Regions from separate parts of the Homo sapiens genome. Here region 2 is linked to region 1. The links are chromatin loops, found by intact Hi-C in ENCODE. Cell type or tissue: Calu3. All regions are shown on one strand. Each heading gives the region's core, and the rest is flanking DNA. Links, peaks and the distances in the headings are about the cores only.

Region 1 (5,059 bases), core at 1,584-4,083:
TAAATATTGTTAGTTATGTATATTAATTACATAGGGCCGCCATAACAAATTACCATAAACTGGGTGGCTTAAACCCATAGAAATTTATTTCCTCACAGTTCCAGATGCTGGAAGTCTGAAATCAAAGTGGAATCAAAGCCTGAAATTGGCAGGACCATGCTCCCTCCAAATATTCTAGGAGAGGAGCCTTTCTTGTCTCTTCTAGCTCTTAGTAGCCCTAGGCAGTCCTCCGTTTGTGGCAGCATAACACCAGTGTCTGCCTCCCCCATCACATGGCTGGCTTCTGTGCATCTGTGTCTCTCATCTCCTTATAAGGACACCAGCTGGGCATGTGGCTCATGCCTGTAAACCCAGCACTTTGGGATCCCAAGGCAGGTGGATCATGAGGTCAGGAATTCGAGACCAGCCGGGCCAACATGGTGAAATGCCGTCTCTACTAAAGATACAAAAAATCAGCTGGGCGTGGTGGAGTATGCCTGTAATCCCAGCTACTCAGGAGGCTGAGGTAGGAGAATCGCTTGAACCCGGGAGGCGGAGGTTGCAGTGAGCTGAGATGGCGCCATTGCACTCCAGCCTGGGTGACAGGGTAAGATTACATCTCAAAAAAAAAAAAAGGACACCAGTCATATTGGCTTAAGGGCCCACCCTATTCCAATATGACCTCATCTTAATTTTATTACATCTGCAATGACTCTTTTCAAATAAGGTCACATTGTGAGATACTGAGGGTTGAGACTTCAACGTATCTTTTGGAGCATGCAGTTTCACCCATAACAATATATATTTCATGTTTTGGTTAGCATTGAACTGGTATATCTTTTTCTAACTTTTTATTTCCAATTGTTATGGTTTTGCTTTAGGTGTATCTCTTATAAACTTTGTTCATTTGTTTTATCTAATCTGAGAATGTTTCATTTGAGAGGTAATCTGTTTACATTTATTATAATGACGTATAGTTTAACTGATTCCTGCCATATTTTGTTTTCTATTTCCCACCCTTTTGTTTTGCTTTGGTTTTTCTCCTTTCCAGCTGTCTTAGTCCCCCCAACACACACACACACACACACACACACACAAAGCAGACTCTGAAATAATGGCTTGTCTGCAGCTTGTTTATTTTAGGAAATGATTCAACGAATAGGAGTGGGGCGGGGGCTGGGAAGAATGAAAAAGGGATGAAGACAAAGCTGATCATCACCATAGGCAAATAGGGTCAATCCTATTAGGGACCCTAGAGGAGGGACATGGATGCATCTTGGTCTTGTCTTCAGAGACACTAATATTGCTTTTCAAATGTGGCTGTGTCATTTTACCTTACATTTCTCTATCACATATAGAGCAGAGAGTATTTGGAGCAGAGGGCGTACATTGCAGCATGAATTTACACCACTATCCTGGCATGTCTGCATGGCTGCCATTTAACTTCTCCATCATCCTATGAGGCACTTTATCATCCCTATTTTAGAAAGGAAGAAATTGAGGCTCAGAGAGGTAAAGTAAATTGCCTGAAGTCACACAGATAAAAAGTGACAGAGCCAGAACTCAAACTCTGTTTTATCTGATTCCACAGCCATTCCTTCCAACCTTAAGCTCTACCGCCTGTGTGGTGCTGGGTGTGAGTCGGAGCTAGCCTGGGTTTACCTGAGTTGCAGGGTCACCCCTCATCGCACCCTTGTCAGTCCTCAAATAGGGGTGCAACTGTTCCATGAAAGGGAACAAAGAGACTGAGCTACTAGACACCAAGCTGTTTAGGACTGAACCCATTCCTGTCCAAACGGAAGTGATCCAGAGGGACTCTGAATATTACAGAAGTCAAGAGATTTCATCATCTTTATTCAAAGAAAGGGGTTTGTTTGTTGATTTTTTGGATTTTTTTTTTGGACCACAGCTCTATCTACTCCCTGAAGAGTAAGGATTATTAAGTAAATCAGGTAATTATTGACTAAGAAGTGACTGGCCACTGCAATTGATAAATTAACCATGTCTGTTTTTCTTATGTAGCTCACTGGAAAAGAATGTGGGGGATTTCCTCTTCTTCTTCTCCAGAGGCCTTCCTGTCTTGAAGGCTAGGCTTCTCTTGCTCTGGGGGAAAGTTAAAGGCCTTTCTTTGATTTTCTAAGGGTCTGTAGACCTAACACTTACTGTTAGAGATTGCGAGGGCTGGGGAGGGGGCCAAGGGCTAGAGGTCATTCAAGGACTGGCAGGACCCTTGGGTGCCCAGCCTCTTACCCAGGACCCTGAGGTGCCAAGGCCTCTGGGGAGTGGCTGGGTGGGCAGTGTGCTTCTGGGGACTGGACACTTGCACTGTGGCCTTGAATTTGGAGGATGCCGTGAGCAGCAGCCTTTTACTGGTTTACCTGGGCATGGACAATGAGCCACTGGGCAGTGATCGTCACAGACCTGATGCCCTTCCCCCAAGTTTCAAGGATCCTGAGGCCTCAGAGTTCTGCATAGGAGGAGAGGAGGGGCCTTGAAAAGAGGCTGGGATTGAATTTTTCTGAGGTCCTAGTAGGTGTGGGGTCTAAGGACGATTTGATTTAGAAATTCATGAAATGTGTCATTTCTTGCCCCAAGCTTTGTGGAACAAGTAATACCAGTTACACTAGTGATGACCAAATCCTGCTGTAAATTGTTCTAACATATTGTATAAAACAGGCCTTACCACTTTTGTAATCCCTTGCAAATGGCTGATCGATAACCAACACAATATAATATTCCAAGCCCTTCTTTTGGTAGAAAAAATTTCCTCTAGCCTGGTAATTTAAATTCCAAATTACCTCCAGATGATGCTATTTAAATGCCCTGTGATTAAATCTGCACAAAGTGGAGTTTCTGTGGGAAACTTCGCTGCCTCCTAGGGCATCCTGCGGTGTTTTTTTAAAGGCCGGGGATCTAGAAAGGCTACTCAGGGCCTCGGAATCTTTGTCTACATGACTCAGCCTTGGGGCCCCGGGCCCTGGACACTTGCCCAGAGCTGAACATTCAGCTGGACGCGCCACAGAAGGAGCATGCGGGGAGCCAGGAAATATCTCCGGAATCTCACAATGCTTTCTCACCTACCCTTATTAGACCAAAGAGGCAGAGCCGCAGGGGTGGGGGCCGCGGGGCAGAGGGCAGCGCCTGCCGGGTGGGAGGGAACCTGTGTGTGCGCGCACACACTGTTCACGTCATAGTGTCTCCGTGTGTGTCTGCGTCTATGTATGTGTCTCTATGTGTCTGGGTATTTCTGTGTGTCTGTGTGTGCATCTCTGCATGTCTTTGCATATCTGTACATGTTTCTGTGTGCGTGGGTCTGTGTCTATGTGTGTATACATCTGTTCATATTTCTGTGTGTGTCTGTCTCTATGTGGCTGTGTCTCTGCATATCTTTGCATATCTGTACATGTTTTGGGGTGGGGGTCTGTATCTCTATGTGTCTGTGTGCCTACGTGTGTGTCTCTAAGTCTGTGTGGGTCGCTGTGTCTGTCTGTGGCTGGGAGCGGGGTCAGGAGTGCTTTTGGAGTCCCTGGTTTTCTAAGAATAGGAGGTTCACAGCAGGAGGGGGCTAACTCTTCAGTCCAGACCCCCCTCTGAGACCTGCAGACCACCTGCAGCCCCACCCAGTGTGGCCCCTGCCCCGCGTGTCTGTGGTCTGAGTGGCAGTCAGGAAAGAAAGCGAGGGCTGGGCGTGAACTTTGGTTAGGTTGAGATGCATGGGGAAGAAAGCAGAAGGGAGGGTGTGTGTGGGGAGCAGACCTGCACCCTCCCGAACAGCTGGGGAGGCCAAGGGGGGGGTAAGGCCCAAACCTCACTCCAAAGCTCCCAACATACAATCCAGCAGTTCCCAGTGGAAAACTTGCTGGGGTTTGCAAAGTACCCTCCTCCCCAAAACTGCATCTTTGAGCATGCACCCAGGCAAAGGCTCACACTTCTCTCTCTTCCCAACGCTGCTTTGGGAAACCCTCCTGCACCAGAGAATGTGGGACAGGGACACCCTTACTTTCGAATGCCAACTTTGGTTGGGCACTCCTCTGGACGCTTTCCATTGATCTCACTTAATGCACTTAACAGTGACCTAGGCTTTGTTATTCCTCTTTTACAAATAAGGAAACTGAGGTACAGGGAGGGGAAGCGGGTTGCTTAAGATAACAAGCTGATGAGTGTCAGAGCTGAGGCAGAACCCAGGTGTGCTGAATTCCGGAGTCATTTTCTTACCTGACAGCCCTCTACCTCTGGATGGCCCTCTCTTTACATTTAGAAGTGTGTGTGTGTGCGCGACACACACACACACACACACACACACACACACACCTTAGAGCCCTTTTATAAGACACTAGAGCCTAGACAGCAAGGGTGTCCACGTCATGGTAGTCTCCATTTACCATGTACATACAAAACCACAACAGAACTGTAGGTCTAGTGAAAGCCATTCTTTTACACCCTCCTCCTCTTTCCACAGATGGAAAAAGAATCGCAAATAAGCATAATGTGAAGAGCATGAGCTTTGGAATAAGCAAGCCTGGAATTACAATTTTCTTTTATTAGCTCTGTGGCTGTAATACTCAACTTTTGCAAGCTTCAGTTTCCTCGTCTGTGAAATGGAATAATAGCACTTACCTCATTGGCTGTTGTATGGATTAAATGAGACCATGACTATGGATGTATGGCATTTGGTACCCAATAACCCCTCAATAATCGGCAGCTATAATTATTCATAATAATAATGGTGGTAGCAACAAACCCAGCCCAAACATCTGAAGGACCGATCACTAAAAAGAAGATGAACTCAGTCCTACGTAGTAACAAGAATGTGACATCTATGTTGTTGCCAAAAGTCTGGAGGAGTTGCCAGGACCAGAGAGAAGGAGGTGGTGAGGCCGGCCTGGAAGAGGGAGGGGACAGATGTCAAGGACCCCAATCTTGAGGTGGAAAGTTCTGTGATTAACCCAGATGAATGTCTCTAACCTCCAACTCTTCTGTTCTCAGAGTTTTAATGGGGCACACCGTGTGCTGGGCATTGACATAGATGGGAAAAGCATGACCTAAAATAAGGGCTGGAAGCCAAGACTGGGAGGAAGGG
Region 2 (3,474 bases), core at 714-3,213, 75 kb before region 1:
CCTTCAAATAGTACTTCATGTTTTGAAAATGATGCTACCTGAAAACATTGTTTGGACACCCTTTATGTTTACATAGAAGCAATCAACCCACCTGGGAAAGGTCTTCTCACCAATTTCCTTTACTTTGAATTAAGGTGAGGGGTCAGTCCTCCTGGGTTCCAGGGAGAAGAGAATGGCAAATTCCTGTGTGATGTACAGCATAGTGTAGTGTCTCCTGAGGATGCTTACTTAGATTCATGAGCTTTAAGTTCAAAGTCAGAGCAAAGCTCAAGCCTTGGTCCGTGAGATCATTTTTGAAGCTGCTTGGTGACTGCTCTGTGGAAGGGCCATACATGCAACTGATTTAGAAAACCAGGATTAGCACCCCCACCCCCCACCCCCATCCAGATGGCCTTTATGAGAGACGGAAGGAAGGTTCCTTAGGACAATGCAGGTCAGGCTCCTGGAGCCTTCATGCATGCAAATCCAGATAGTGTTTTTAATTAAGCCAGTGCCCTGAGGTCTGCAGCTATGAAGAATCACCTTCTTTTGGACTGATTCTAGGAACAGAGTGGGTGGATCCAGAAGACCCAACTGTCATTGCAGAAACAGAGTTACTGGGGGCTGCAGCATCCATCGAAGCTGCTGCTAAGAAGTTAGAGCAACTGAAGCCAAGAGCAAAACCAAAAGTAAGTGTTCATTTATGGTTGGCTGTCCGATGTCAGTGGGTTCTTCCAGTGGGTGGCTGTGAAATGGAGCTAGGAGTGCTGCAGGGAGCTTGGCTCCTTCCTTATGGTCAGACTAGCAAGCAGAAAACCGGATCTACCTGCCCGGCACTGCTTTAGAGTATGGGGGTAAAAAAATGGCTGATGAGTCTTTCAAGTTAACCACCCAGAAAAATTCCTCTGAGTATCCAAAGGAAGAATTGGGGCATTTGCAGTCTTGATTTAGTTCATTATCTAAAGCAGGTGTTGGATGCTTTCTGTCAGAAGTTGCTGTTACTGGAGAGGAGATTGTTAGCCTCCAATTTTCTGGTTTCTCTTTTGCTTTTTACAAAGAAATAGCACTGCTGGGAATCAGAGGGCAATGAGAACTTCAAAAGTGCACCCACTCCAGGCTTTGTCAGTATATGCTGGAGAGGATGGGTAGCTGGTATGTTTTTTCCTTCTGTGTTTGTCATGTAGATAAATGTTTAAAACTTAAGATTATAGGTATATGTGAAGAGAAATAGCCATTTAAAGGAAAGAGATACTTTTAGATTAGGCAGGAGGAAGGACACTTTCTAAATAAAAGGATGACAAGCTAGTGCTGTCTCCAGGGGCAAAGCCCCAATCCTGTTAAGCTAATACCTCCTACCCCACCTTCCATAGCTGTCTTCAGCAGGAAAATGGTAGAACCAGAGGCGGCCTGTTTTTCTTCCTATTCAAGTAAGTCCCTGGTGGTGCATGTAACTCATCTATTTCCAAGGACCCAGATATACTAGGAAATAATATTTGGCTTTTCCCCTCAAAAAAGGGCTGGATTCCACCAATTTAGGTATACCTAAAAATTTACCTATTTTTGTAAGACCAAGGGATGGAGTCTGGGCCCTGAAACAGAGCAGACCACTCAAAAGCAGTGCCTGGGCCAGTGTAGTGTATGAAATAAACACAGACTGAGTCTGTTCAGCTTGGGAACATTATTAAAACCTTCGAGTGCTTAGAACCAACCTCCTAATAGTCGCTCTGGACTTGGTAAAGGCACTTAAACGTTTTCTCATCAAGATGTAACTTAAGGATTTGGGCTTCTGATTGTGGGGTTTACCAGGGCTCTCTCTGCTGGACTCTACCTGGGAGTCTTGGGTTGCCTGATATTGTCAGAGTAAGAGCCAAGTGTGGGTGTTGGGACAACTCCATTTTCTGGTTACGCCTTTGTTTCTGCTTTGTCAGTCAAGTTAATCGTGAATGAAAAGTGTACTTTAAACTTAAGAGTCAACCATTAACTAAGATTTAGAGGTTTGGTGCATGATGTTTTTCCATTTCCTTGTCTGATTTATCACGATGGCCTTTCTTGGGGAGGGCTCTGTCCGCTAATGCCGAAGCCATGTCAGTTGACACATTCGTTCTCCTGGAGAATTAGCCTGGTGCTAATTTAACATTAACACTTCACCATATTCTAAGAGCTCCTGTTTCAATGTCTTTCCCTTTGTCCTTCCGCAGGGTCCTTCTGAGCTCTTGTCTGAGTCCTGGTTTCCCCGTGTCTGGTCGTTCACTTCACGACTCCAGATGGGAAAACAAAATTATTAAAGTTCCTACCCCATAGGATTATTGTTATAATAATTAAATAAGATAGTATAAGAACACTGCCTGACATACAGTGAGACTTGGTAGATAGTAACTATATCACCATTATTATCACCATCATCACTGAAAATGTGTGTCTGGGACTTACTCCCTAGGAAATGCCTGAAATAAAAATTATTCCACTGGCCCCTGAAGAAAGAAAACCAGGAAGCTCGCGTTGTTCAGCTGCCAAGCCTGTGCCAGGCAGTCTTCTGGGTACTTTATGGGAGTCACTCATCTGATCCTTGGAAAAAGTCCATTAGAATCAGAAGCACCAAGAGGCGAATTACCTTGCCAGGGTCCGACCACTGTCACTCAGCTGGGAGGGCTATGTATGGCCCTGGGTGGCAGTTTCAGTCCATACCAGCCCCTGTTTCCCACCCCATTGTCAGAGAAGGCTTGTCTAGTCCCACAAAGGCCATTTGTAGTTTATGTGTGCCCTTAGAGCTACTCCTCGAAGGAATATTATGCAGCTATAATATTATGCAGCTATGAAAAATAATGGTTGCTAGGACTGTGTAGCACGAAGAAAATGCTCATGGTATAACAGAAAGGATGCAGAATTATGTACTTATTATGATTACAACTCTAAAAACTCACAGATGAAGAAAATAAGTAGGGAATGTACAAGAATGATGATGGAATTGGGATGATGGAAGGGTCTGTGTTTTAACATTTTATAAAACAAAGGTTTAAAAAATAACAGCACCTTAAAAATTAATGACTGCTGAAGTAGGCCTGTGAGGACTCCCTACAGTACTCTAGGATCATATAGCCTTTGTGTTTACATTGAGGGTTTTTACAGGAAAGCCAAGGAGTCCTTCGGCCAAGGTCAAGGTTAACATAACTGATGATGTGAATCCTTTGTTTGAGGGTTCCTACCTTAGCTCACTCCCATCGTATTAGGAAGGGTGATGGGTACTTCTAGAATGCTTCACAATGGTCTGAAGTCTTTCTCTGCCTGATGGCCAGAGGTGGATATTATCTATGAAACTGTTTTGGAAAACCTGCAACCCAAACCATAGTTTTTGTGCCTAATAGGGCACATTGCAATAACTTTTGCATGAAATATCTTCCTTGCCTTTATAAAGGAATTTATTTCCCCAATTAAAAAACAATAACAACAATCTGCACCAAAATCAGCCAGTCTTTTGAGTTGAATCACTTCTCTCCA

Evidence for each region. A loop is a pair of places that touch in the nucleus more often than their neighbours do. Peaks named below come from ENCODE experiments on the same cell type or tissue, not always from the same donor. Only the 100,000 strongest peaks of a DNase experiment are listed, where the experiment ranks them.
Region 2: it touches region 1 in a loop (4-fold over the local background); 2 of 110 quality-filtered maps call a loop at or near these places.

The regions. Positions count from the first base shown.
Region 1 is chr15:62,894,213-62,899,271 of GRCh38, forward strand. No RefSeq gene overlaps it. Among named protein-coding and RNA genes, the nearest start is that of MIR190A, 73 kb to the left of the region's middle. RefSeq lists an enhancer at 3,383-4,148. In Calu3, for the core only: no CTCF peak of the experiment used is centred there; DNase peaks (open chromatin) are centred at 1,719, 2,069, 2,469 and 2,979.
Region 2 is chr15:62,819,943-62,823,416 of GRCh38, forward strand. TLN2 (talin 2) reads left to right here. Exons shown (of 59, transcript NM_015059.3): 54 at 544-668. Among named protein-coding and RNA genes, the nearest start is that of MIR190A, 2.3 kb to the right of the region's middle. In Calu3, for the core only: no CTCF peak of the experiment used is centred there; a DNase peak (open chromatin) is centred at 1,929.